Regions from separate parts of the Homo sapiens genome. Here all the other regions are linked to region 1. The links are chromatin contacts, found by Hi-C in ENCODE. All regions are on one chromosome and are shown on one strand. Each heading gives the region's core, a stretch centred on a gene start or an enhancer-like site at or near the end of the contact. The rest is flanking DNA. Distances are from core to core; before and after follow the strand shown. Region 1 has its middle 64 kb from the start of UQCRFS1-DT. Region 2 has its middle 19 kb from the start of POP4. Region 3 holds the start of C19orf12 (chromosome 19 open reading frame 12).

Region 1 (4,154 bases), core at 307-2,806:
CTTGAGTTTTATGCAGATATGCTTATCAGCTATTCGTTGTTCCTTGAGCAAACCTTGCTGTGAACGTGGTTCTAATCTGGGTCTCTAAAATGTGTAAACTATGCATACAAGGACTTTCTCTAAAACATGGTTTGCAGTAGTGCAAATTGGAACAGAATCACCTGTTCTTCAACAAAGGACTGGTGTGTAAGCGCCAGAACACGGAGCTGGAGAGATGACAACATGTACCAAGGGAAAAAGTTAAGTTGAAGAACAATGTTTGCTGTGATCTCAGGTTTTGTAAGAGCAACGACAAAGCGTGTTTGTACTCCTAGATTTTTAATCGTATATATGATTATAAATGTATAATCTCCAAATTAGGTATAATATATGCAGTTCTATAAATTTGTTAAAGGTATTTCGTGTGTTTGTTTCCTTTTCTTAGGGTCTTAAGGTAAGACCCTAATATGCTTTAACCCTTCAGGGAACACCCTTCCTTTTTTCTCTGTTTTAGTTCCATCCTCCGTAATTTAGGGAAAATAGATTTTTTTCTGAAACTGTCCATGATAAATAAAACATAGTCTATCAATTGTTGTCTTTCCTTTCCCCTCCTTCCCTTTGGTTCATGTATGTGTGTATTTTGAGTTGTTTCTTGTCACAGATTTTTCTTTTTTTAGAGCAAGGATATGTGGGTAGTAAACTTTTTATGTCCGAAAAGCTTAATTGGCCATAGAGTTCCAAGTTGGCTTTTCATTTTATTTTGGCCTCTGAAGATATTATTGCGCCGCTTATGGTTGGGAAGTCTGTTCTCCACCCAGTCAATGGGCACCCCTTGGTGGTTGGTCGTTTCCCTTCCGATGGCCTTTCCTGTGTTTCTCCCTGTCCGTGGCGCCCTGCGGTTGACTGTGAGGTGTAGGGGATAGGTTTATTCTTGTTCATGCTGCTTGTTTCTTTAGGAGGCACTTTCACATCGAATTCTGTCTATTTTTGCCTTTTGTTACTCTTCTTGAATGTATCTTGGAAACTTTCTCTTCATACACATGCACAAACACACACACATCATATACTCAAGATATAATTCATGCAAAGTTTAGAAACATTCAGGCATTTGATGGAGAATGAGAGAAGTGCTGTAGGGGAAGGGGGCACATAAGGCAAAGAGACAAAATACCTTTAGAAAATTTATAGAAATGCATAGATATCATATCTAACTTAGAGATTATGCATATGTAATCATATGTATGATTTTTGTAGGGGAAGGGGGTTTCAACTGTATTTAGGGTATGCTATTTCCTTTAGAGATTCTCCGAAGGAAGGAAGAAAGGAAGGAAGGAAGGAAAGAAGGAAGGAAAGAATACTAACCATGCCTTTTTATTTTCTGTATTTCTGATGTTTTGAGATGCTGGGGACTTCACCCTGGAGGGACTGCCCCTCCCAGGGACAGGCAGTTCCTAGAGAAAATAAGCAACTCCCCTGCGAGTTCCCCTTTGGTCGACAAACCAATCAATCCAGAGCCCACACCCCGACCACTTCCTTTCCTGGGCTCTCGTAGGTTCTTTCACTTTTAGCCACCAATCACGCCAGGCCTTGCCCTAATCACCCCGGGGCCAGGTATCAGACAACTAGTGACAGCCTCTGCATGCTGGGGCTGCTGAAATTGGACAAACTAGTGGATCCTAAGCCTACATGTTTGCCTCGTCTGTTTCTTCCCATGGAAATCACATAAAGGCTCTTGTCCACCCTTTCCCCTCCCTCCCTCTTCCCCCTGTGGCCCCCTCATGGCATGGTGTCTCCTCCTCTTGGGAACTGTGCGTAACAAGCTCTCTCTTTAATAGCAAGTGTCTCCTGCTCTGCTCAATCCATCATACCTCAATAGAAAGAAAACCTACATTTCAAAATAAAAGGAAAGCAAAATAAAATATAAAATAAAATAAAAGGAAAGAGAGGTGGGTGGATCATTTGAGGTCAGGAATTTGAGACCAGTGTGGCCAACATGGTGAAACCCCGTCTCTACTAAAAATACAAAAATTAGCCGGGCATGGTGACTCATGCCTGTAATCTCAGCTACTCAGGAGGCTGAGGCAGGAGAATCGCTTGAGGCCAGGAGGCAGAGGTTGCAGTGAGCCAAGATCATGCCACTGCACTCCAGCCTGGGTGAGACTCTGTCAAAAAAAAAAAAAAAAGGAAAGAAAAAGGAGAAAGGATGGAAGGAGAGAGGAAGAGAGCAAAGAAGGAAAGGAGGGAGGAAAGGAGAGAGGAAGAGAAACAAACAGAGGGCATGATTAGAGCAGGCCATCCAGCGAGGAGGCTGCTGGAGTTGTTCCAGTGAGGGATGGTGGTGACTGGACCAGCGAGACGGCAGTGGAAGGGACAAATGTGTGCACGGGAGGCAGGTGAATGAAAATCCACAGGCCTTGCTGCTGCAGTAAATATAGGGGGTGATGGAGGAAGAGGATGGAAGGTGGCTCCTGGGCATCTGGCATGACATGCTGGGCAGCTGATGATATTTATTAAGATAGAAGAGATGGGCTGGGACTAGGTTTGGGGCCCTGGCTTGGCAATCCTAGCCAAATAATTTAACTTCACTGTGCCTCTGTGAAGATATCTCCCAAGGAGTTGAGACTAAATGAGGTCATACAATAAGTGGAAGAGCTTCAGGCCTACTGTGAGAGCTCAGTGAAAGCTGGCAATGATGGAGACAGCTGGAGCCTGGCGCCAAAGAGGATGGGGTGGAGTGGGTGGCTGAGAGCCAGTGGGGGGTGGGTTGCTGAGCAGCAGTGGTGGTCCTCCTAGGGTCTTAGCAAAGGAGAAGCATGACCAGATATCCATTTTACAAATGTCATTGTGGCTGCCATGTGCAGAGTAGGCAGAAGGAGAACAAGAGGATGTGGGGAGACCAGCTAGGAGGTCTTTTCATGCTGGACCAAAAGTGGCAGCGGAGGAAGGGAGGGGGGCTAGATGTGCAGCAGGTATGAGCGATAGTTCATGATTGCAGCATGCAATACATATTACAATTCTCAAGTTTCTTTAAATCAACTTAAACTGGACACTGAGAACCCCAGTTCCACCATCTTGCTGATGGGAAAGGCGATCTCAGATAGCAATTTAGTCCTCCTTGTCCTCATTTACTCTGCTGAGTTACACAAATGTCCTTGGATGTCACGTGGCACCAAGGTTCCAGAGTTCATGGTGGCTCCCTCTAAGATGCACTGTGTTGTCCCAGCCTGAGAGGTCCCTTTATGCCTGAAGACCTGGGGCTCGGTAACACTATTTAGGACAAAGAAATAGGCAGGTCAGGGAAACCCATGGTCCTGTCTTCCTCCCAAATCACCTCCATATAGCAGGATCTTGGAGGAGGTGCAAAGCAGGCTGTGCTGGGGAAAGACAGCAGGATGTACACAGGCCTCTTACGGGAGCTTGATGGGACACAGCACAGGTGGGGGTCAGGGCGCCGCTGGCTTGTGCTCCAGGAAGGGTGACTCACTCTCTCCTTCCACCTTACCTACTCTACCTTTTTATAGAGGATTTTGCAAATGGAGGTAGGAGACACAGTCTTAACTCATCTAATCTTGGCTGTCAGCTGCTCAGAGGCGCTGCGCACCAGCCCTGGGAGTACCATTTGCCCAAGGGAACTGCATCCTAGCAGGAGTAGAGGCCTCCTGGGACCAGTAGCTTTATCTCACACGTGACAGACAGCATTAATGAAAGCTAGCATTTATTGTGCATGTAATTACGAGCCAGTTTTGGTGCTAAGCATATTGCATATGCACCTTATTGAACCTTCACAACCACCCTGGGAGATATATGCTAGTATTATCATCCTTGAGATAAAACAAGGAAGTGGAGACACAGAGGGATTCAGTGACTTGTTCCAGCTCCGACTGCAGAGACTGTGTTTCCAACCACTCCCTTTCCAGTTTCCTACAGAGCTCCTGGGAGGCAGTACCCAGACAGCCCGGGATTGGCAGGGTCCTCTAGGGAGCAGGGAAAGTGTGCAGGTCTCTCTGCCTGTGCTTTTCTTTCCACTTTCACTCCTGGGGCTGAGTAAGATGCCCTGTGGTGGTTACAGCAGTGCCCTTCCACCTCCTGTCCCTCCACTGCTCCCCAGTTATAGAAAAGCCTGCAAATGAAGGCTCTGCTCTGGAGAATGGTCTTCCAGCTCACATTCCGGCTGA
Region 2 (4,336 bases), core at 10-2,509, 310 kb before region 1:
ATCCTTCCACCTCAGCCTCCCAAAGTGCTGGGATTACAGATGTGAGCCACCATGCCTAGCCAACTCTGAAACTGTTGTAAAGCTGGGGGACGTGCCACTATATGTAGCCACCTGTGCATCAGGCAGACCTGAGAGATGGAGGGAGAGGCCAGGACTTGGAATTTCTGAGTTCTAGATACAGCTGCAGCTGCATCCAGCCCTATAAATCCCCCTTTGGCTTAAAGCAGTTCAGATTGCCAAGTTCTGTCAACCGTGAGAGATCTAGTAGATATACTTTGTAGAAATCATGTGGTTCTCACAATGAGATACCATTTCACACCAGTCAGAATGGCCACTACTAAAAAGTCAAAAAATAGCAGATGTTGATGATGCTGTAGAGAAAACTGATTGCTTGTACACTGTTGGTGGGAATGTAAATTAGTTCAGGCACTGTGGAAAGCAGTTTGGAGATTTCTCAAAGAACTTAAAACAGAACTACCATTCAACCCAGCAATTCCATTACTGGGTGTCTACCCAAAGGAATATAAATCATTCTACCAAAAAGACACATACACTCGTATGTTCACTGCAGCACTATTCACAATAGCAAAGACATGGAATCAACCCAGGTGCCCACCAACAGTGTACTGGATAAAGAAAAATATGATACATATACACCATGGAATACTATGCAGCCATGAAAAAGAACAAAATTAGGTCCTCTCCAGCTGGATGCAGCTGGAGGCCATTATCCTAAGTGAATTTTCTCAGAAACAGGAAACAAAATACTGCAAGTTTTCACTGATGAGTGGGAGCTAAATACTGGGGACTCATGGACATAACGATGGCAAACATAGACACTGGGGACTCCTACAGCAGGGAAGGAGGGGGGCAAGGGCTGAAAAACCACCTATTGAGTATTATGCTCATTACCTGGGTGATGGAATCAATCACATCCTAAACCTCAGCATCATAAAATATACCCATGTACCAAACCTGCACGTGTACGCCCTGAATCTAAAATAAAAGTTAAAAAAAGAAAAGAAAAAGAAACGAGATGTTTCCCCCTCTGCTATGTGGAACCTAATGCTTCAGGTACAGATGCTATGGAAGATGGATTTCTTTAGTGTCTTGTATGAGTCACAACACTTGGGTGACTCAAGGCAGCCCTAAACTGTGGTCTTGAGCACTGTGCACAGATGCCTGTGACCTCAGTGCATTTATGGGACTTCCTGCCACCAGCTATGAAAACAGTTCTCAGCATTGCAGGCTTGAGCTAGTGGGAACCAATCTGAGGCTGTGGCTAGGCTGCCTTCAGGCTAGCATGTGACCTGCCTGTGTGTTGTCAAACTCTCTTGGTAAATAGGGAGAGTGGTGGTTGGATCACAGACTTGTTATCTCATCTGAAACCTTTTCTACTTTGGCACTCATTTTCTTTTCTCCCGCCCAGGGCAAAACTCTTTCCCCTTCCCATCTCATGGTATCTTGCCCCATCAACTCTCTTCCTTCCCTGTCCCAGGCTCTATCTGACGATTCCCTTTTCTTCCTTAGACTGTTCACAGGCTTAAGACTTTGAAACTAAGAAATTTTGCCACTGCCTGCCCTGGTCTTCTGGTACTACTACTAGCTACTACTCTCCCTCCCTTCTCAACCAAGCTTTGTGAAAGTATGGTCTGTGCCATTCTTCCCATCTCATTCACTCACCCCACCTCAATCTTCTCTGGCAGAGGGGACCAGTTTGTCACATTAGCAAAACCAGTGGGGCCAGCACACACGAAGCAACAGTACAGGTGCACTCACAGCATGATGGCATCGTGCCTGGAGCCTGCCTTCCCAACATCATGCCCATAGTCTCTGGGGCATTAGGCACTGTGGATACTTTCAGCTTCTTGAAACTCTCCAAGCCCTGGTTTCCACGACCTCCTTCTTCAGTGAGTTCTCATGTATTTCTCACTTTCTTCTGCTTTCCCACATCATGTTCTCCTTTGTGTCTACCCTGCTCCAGTGGATTTTGTCTTTAAGATGCCATCATTCCTCTACTAGAAGCTCCCTCCAGCTGTGTTTTAGCTAACAGCTTTATGCATTTGCTTCCAAAATTTATCTCTGGTCGCAACCTCTCTCATTACTTACAACAGTTTGCTAGATATCTGCAGTTTGGTATTCTGCAGGAACCTCAAATTCAAAATGTCCAGAGTAGCCTTCTGCTTCTGGCTGTGATAAGGTAACAGGCATTGGATTTACCTGCCCATCATAAACAACTAAAAAAGCAGATACAATATTTGAAACAACTCTTTTTAGACATTGATCAAAAGGCAGCATAAGGCAGTGACTCATGAGAGAAAGGAAACAAATGGGATGAGGCCTGGATTGCCTGAGCTCACTGTCTGGAGCGAGATTCCAGGACAGGGATGGGGGTGTGCCTGGGTGTCCAGACAGAGTCTAGTGGTTTCTTTGAGTTGCAGAGACAGTGTGGTGTGGAGAGTGCTCAGAGATCTGCTGGTCCCACTCAGGTCTTCTGCTGAGTACCCATCAATGCCTGCATATGAGGAAGCTGCTTGAGGCCAGTGAAAAAACGCTGGAAAGAAAAAGGTAGAACAATTTCTGGAAATCACAAGGGCTGGGCTGGGTCATATTCCCAATAGTCAGAATGGAGAGACCTTGTAATACACAGGTAATCAGGAAAAACACTCAGCACCCCACAATTTAGATGAAGTGGGCAAAGTTTTTGAAAGACACAAATGACTAAAGCTTATTAAAAAAAGATAGATAACCCAAATAGCCCTATATCTATTAATGACATTAAATTTAGAGTTAGAAATCTTCCTTCAAAGAAAATTCCAAGCCCAGGTGGCTTGAGTCATTTGAGAAAGAAATAATGTCAATTCTACCCAAACTCTTCCAGAATATTAAAGATGAGGCAATACTTCCTAATTCATTCTATGAGGTCAGCATTACCACTAATCTCAAAACCAGAAAAAGGCACTATAAGAAAAGAAAACTACAGAGATTCCTCATAAACACAGATGCAAAAATTCTTAGCAAAATTTTAGCAAGTTGGTTCCAACAGAACTTAAAAAATCATGACCAAGGAGAGACTTGATGATAAATCAGTGTGATTCACTTTTACCAGGCTAAAAAGGAAAATCATATGCTTATCTCAACAGATACAGAAAAATCACTTGACAAAATCCAATATCCAATCATGATAAAAATCCTAAGTAAACTAGCAATAGAGAGAAATTTTCTTAGGCTGATAAAACGTTTCTGTGAAAAGTCTAACATCATACTTAACAGTAAAAAGCAAAATGCTTTTCCCATAAGACCAGTAACAAGACAAGATGTTCACTCTTAGCACATCTGTTCAACATTATTCCAGAGTCTCTAGTTAGTGGAATAAGGCATGAAAAGAAAAAAAAAAAAACAAGCATACAGTTAAAAAAGGAAGAAGCAAAACCATCTTTGTTTGCTGATAGTGCTGATAGCATCTTCACCTATGGAAAAAATCCTAAGGAATTAATCTAAAAAAACCTATGGAACTTATAAATAAGTTCAGTAATGTTGCAAGAAAAAGATCAGTATGCACAAGTACATTGTCTTTCTATATATGATCAACAATAAGAAATTTAAATTTAGAATAATGAAATAGCATCAGATATTTGAAATACCTAGAGATAAATTTGGTAAAAGATGTACCTGACTTGTGGACTGAAACCTACAAAACATTGTTGAGAGAAATTAAAGAGATCTAAAAAAATGGGGAGAAATATACCATGTTCATGGATCAGAAGACTCAGTTTTATTAAGATGTTAATTGTCTCCAACTTGATCTACAGATTCAACATGATCCCAATCAAAATTCAAAAAATTTTTTTTTTCAGAAACTGATCTGCTAGTTTAAAAATTTATGTGGAACTAAAAGAATCGAAAATAGCTAATTAAAGATTTTATGTGCAAGTAAAATAATCTAGAATAGCTAAAATGATTTTGAAAAGGAAGAACTAAGAGGACTTACACTAACTGGAAAGAGAGCAGGTCAAGTGGCTAATTGTGCTGGGGTTTATAAGTGCAGATCTGAATTTGGCAAATCTTGTTCCATCCACATCTTATGGTCAGGGTCAAGTCACATGGCATTTACAGATTGGAGGCCGTATCCACCTTGATCCTCTTGGATCACTTTTATCAACTCCTTGCAGCTATCCCCAAGCATCTGTGTGCTTTCTGCTAATAGACTGCACCTGCAACCTGCAACCTCCTGTACGCTGCTCTTGGGCACTAGAGCCTCCTCCCACGCATGCAGAGAAGTACCTGTGTATCTCAGAGCAGCCCATAGTCAACGACTGGTTGGGAGAAGAAAAGC
Region 3 (3,434 bases), core at 935-3,434, 440 kb before region 1:
CTCCTTTTATGTTGAGAACAACCCTATAGGATAAGTACTACTCTTGTTGCCATTTCCCAGATGAGGAAACTGAGGCACGGAGACGTGGAAGAACTTTCCCTAGGTCACTGTAAGCAGCATAAAGCATCGCTGTGTGCTGGGCCAGTGCCATTTCCGCGCCACCACCGAGACCCCACGGCACGCCTTGCTCACTGTGCAGGAGGCCGCAGTTGCCTTTAGGAGCATGAGGCACTGTGTGCTCCATCTCTGGGGTTCAGAGTGTGCGGTCATGTTATGCCTGCATTCGTATCAGAATGAGGCCCAGGAGGCTGATGGGTTGCAGATTTGCATGCAATGGCGCGATCTCGGCTCACTGCAACCTCCATCTGCCGGGTCCAAGCGGTTCTCCTGCCTCAACCTCCCGAGTAGCTGGGACTACAGGCTTGCACCAACCATGTCTGGCTCATTTTTCCATGTTTAGTGGAGATGGGGTTTCACCATGTTGCCCAGGCTGGTCTCAAAGTCCTGGCCTCAGGTGATCTGCCCGCCTCGGCCTCCCAAAGTGCTGGGATTACAGGTGTGAGCCACCGCGCTGGGCTGCATGAACCTCTTACATGCTTGCCTTCTCTGGAGGGCCTGGACTTTGAAGCTTCTTTCACTCCCAGCATCTTTCCCTACACAGGCCCTCTTCCCCACTATCTCTGGGGGAGGAGTCTGCAGGCCAGTTCTGCAATGTGCCGCCAGAGGGAGCTGCCCGCAGAGAAACGGGAGCGCCACACTCAGGCCCCAGGAAGGCAGCAAGCTGAGTTCCCCTGGCCTCAGTTCACTTTCCCTCTTGAAAGTCACCCAAACTCAAGCAAAAGCTCCGATTCAGGAATAAATGGGGTTGTTTTATCCCAGCCAAGGCCTGGGGAAGCTTGGTATTAAGAGCGTTTGTTCCATTCTTTTAAAAATGGAAAAGGGTCCGTCCTCTGGGTGCCCATGGCACCCTGGAAAGCAGGCAGAGTGCTGGTCACAGGCGGAGACTTTGAGATACCGAGACCGAGGCTGGAGTTTGGGCCCTGAAACTTTCTAACCAGGATGGCCTTGGGCAGAGCAGCCTGTGTTTAGAGCTTCCCATCTGTAATATAGCAGTGACAACCATGCCTGCTTTGCAGGGTTCCTGTTAGGATTAATTCTCTATAGAGCCCCCCAGAAGCCACTTTTGGATTTGAGATGGTTCAAGGCCAGACCTTGCATGACAAGAGTAGGGACAGCTTTCCACAGGCCTCAATAAAGTAGTATTCCCAGGCAGTTCTGCAACCCCAGCCTCATGCCCTTTGCACCTTCCTAAGAGGCTGCCTTGCCTCAGCTTTGGTCCCCATCCAAGACTCCTAAGAGCAAAGCCAGTTCTTTTCCTTTTTTTTCTTTCTTTAAGAGACGGTCTCACTCTGTCACCCAGGTTGAAGTGCAGTGGTGGGATCATAGTTCACTGCAGCCTCGAACTCCTGGGCTCAAGCAATCCTCCCGCTTCAGCCTCCCAAAATGCTGTAGGTCACAGGTATGACTCACCCACCCGGCCTAATTTTTATTATTATTTGTAGAGATGGGATGTCACTGTGTTGCCCACGCTCGAACTGCTGGGCTCAAGCAATCCTCCCTCCTCAGCCTCACTGGCAGCTGGGATTACGAGTCCCACCCAACCTGCTTCTCCTTTTGCAACCCCCAGACCCAGAGGCTCCAGAGCAGGCTCTGGAACAGAGGAAATCTGGCTCCGGCCCACACATTCACCAAATACTGACGCAGCACCCTTGACCTCCAGATGCCCCTGTGCTCTCTTCTGTGCCCAGGCTGCGGGGAGAGAGGGGTCCTCCAGGCCAAAGGGAGGGAGGTCTCCGGGAGGTCCCCGCGGTCCTGGAGGCAGGTGCGCGGGGCCCGGATGTGATCATGCGTGCGCGTGGGAGAAAGGCAGGGCTGGGCCTGCGGGAGCGCGGCCTTGCGGTTCCCAGGACTCTTCTCCGGGCGCCTCGTCTCCTTACGCCACCCGCAACCCAAGCCAGGGCCCCGGTGACAGCGGCGGGGTGGGCCAGGACCGGGGAGGGGGTGCCCAGCAGCGACCCCCGGCTCCCCCTAAGGCCGGGCGCAGCTCGGAGCCAGGAGCTGGCCCGGCGCGTGGCTTCCCGGAAGGCCCGGCGCAGCCGGAAGGTGGGACGGAGGGCGGGGCCAGCGCCGGGGCCGCCACCAAGGCCTGCGCGACCCTCCGCGGGGCTGGGGAGCTGGGCGGGGAGCCCGGGGCCTGCCAGGCCCGGGCTGCAGCCGCGTCTGATCGCCGAGCGCGCCGCGTAGACCTCCGCTCCCCCAGGTAAAGGAGCGCCCGGAGCCGGGGCGGGGCGCCTCCCAGGCCGCGCCCCGCGAGAGGAGGGGGCACCCCAAGAGCAGGCCTGGAGACCCGGGAGTGCCTTGGGGAGAGGGTCCCCGCCCTGCCGGGAGCCCGGCCCTCCCGGTGCCGGGGTGGACACTGTTAGTGTAGTCATTGTCCCTATGGAGAAACTGAGGCATGGAGAGGCTGAAGTCACACAAGTAAGCAGCAGAGCTGGGACTAGAGTCCCGGGCCCTGGCTCGCTGTCACCCAGGAGTGGCGTAGGCATGGGTGTGGTGGGTGGGGGTGGGGTGCGGGTGGTGGATGTGGTGGGAGTGGGTGAGGTTGGGTGGGGTGGGGATGTGGGTTTGGCGGGGGTGGGGTGCGGAATGTGATGGGTAGGGGTGGGGTAGAGTGGGGGTGGCTGGTGGGGCAGGGGCGGGGCTGGGGGTGGGGTGCTAGGTATTATAAATGTGAAGCGGATCCTGACAGGACACCTGTGGGGCAGCGGAGCTGGGCTGAGCCATATGGGAAGAAAATCTGGGCGCTAGTTTAGATTTGGTCAGGAAGGGTCGTTAATGCTTTAGGAGGTGAGATTAGTTTTGGGGATGGCAGGTAGTTTGTTGAGCTTTTGTTTAGACAGTCTTGCTCTGTTGTCCAGGCTGGAGTGCAATGGCGCGATCTCGGCTCACTGCAACCTCCACCTCCCTCGTTCAAGCAATTCCCCTGCCTCAGCCTCCCTAGTAGCTGGGATTACAGGCGACACCACCAAGCCTGGCTAATTTTTTTGTATTTTTAGTAGAGACGGAGTTTCACCATATCGGCCAGGCTAATCTCAAACTCCTGACCTTGCGATCCACCTGCCTCAGCCTTCTGCAATGCTGGGATTACAGACGTGAGCCACCCCGACCAATTTTTGTATTTTTTAGTAGAGACGGGGTTTCACCATCTTGGAATAGCACCTGTAGTTCCAGCTACTCGGGAGGCCGAGGCGGAAGAATTGCTTGAGGCCAGTTCCCGACCAGCCTAGGCAACACAGGGAGACTGCGTTTCTGGAAAAAACAACAACAACACCAGCAACAACAAAAAGCAGGAAGGAAGGGGAGAGGGAAAGAGA

The links. Hi-C counts contacts between places; a loop is a spot of excess contacts on that map. Pooled maps may share reads with other maps.
Region 2: a pooled map shows a loop between it and region 1 (3-fold over the local background). The contact joins two enhancer-like sites. A Hi-C loop is called at or near these places in 2 of 168 maps with a recorded cell type or tissue (dorsolateral prefrontal cortex and ectodermal cell), 1 of 37 single-sample maps with no recorded cell type and 8 of 50 pooled maps.
Region 3: a pooled map shows a loop between it and region 1 (5-fold over the local background). The contact joins the promoter of C19orf12 here to the enhancer-like site in region 1. A Hi-C loop is called at or near these places in 5 of 50 pooled maps.

What each region holds. Positions count from the first base shown.
Region 1 is chr19:29,274,678-29,278,831 of GRCh38, reverse strand. No RefSeq gene overlaps it. Among named protein-coding and RNA genes, the nearest start is that of UQCRFS1-DT, 64 kb to the right of the region's middle. RefSeq lists an enhancer at 1,357-1,406. Within about 2 kb of position 1,556, at least 2 of the 41 ENCODE cell types and tissues checked have a DNase peak (open chromatin) inside an H3K27ac peak, as active enhancers do.
Region 2 is chr19:29,584,639-29,588,974 of GRCh38, reverse strand. No RefSeq gene overlaps it. Among named protein-coding and RNA genes, the nearest start is that of POP4, 19 kb to the left of the region's middle. Within about 2 kb of position 1,259, at least 2 of the 41 ENCODE cell types and tissues checked have a DNase peak (open chromatin) inside an H3K27ac peak, as active enhancers do.
Region 3 is chr19:29,714,011-29,717,444 of GRCh38, reverse strand. C19orf12 (chromosome 19 open reading frame 12) reads left to right here and starts at 2,184. Exons shown (of 3, transcript NM_031448.6): 1 at 2,184-2,320. RefSeq lists enhancers at 825-1,044, 1,590-1,689 and a silencer at 1,860-2,649.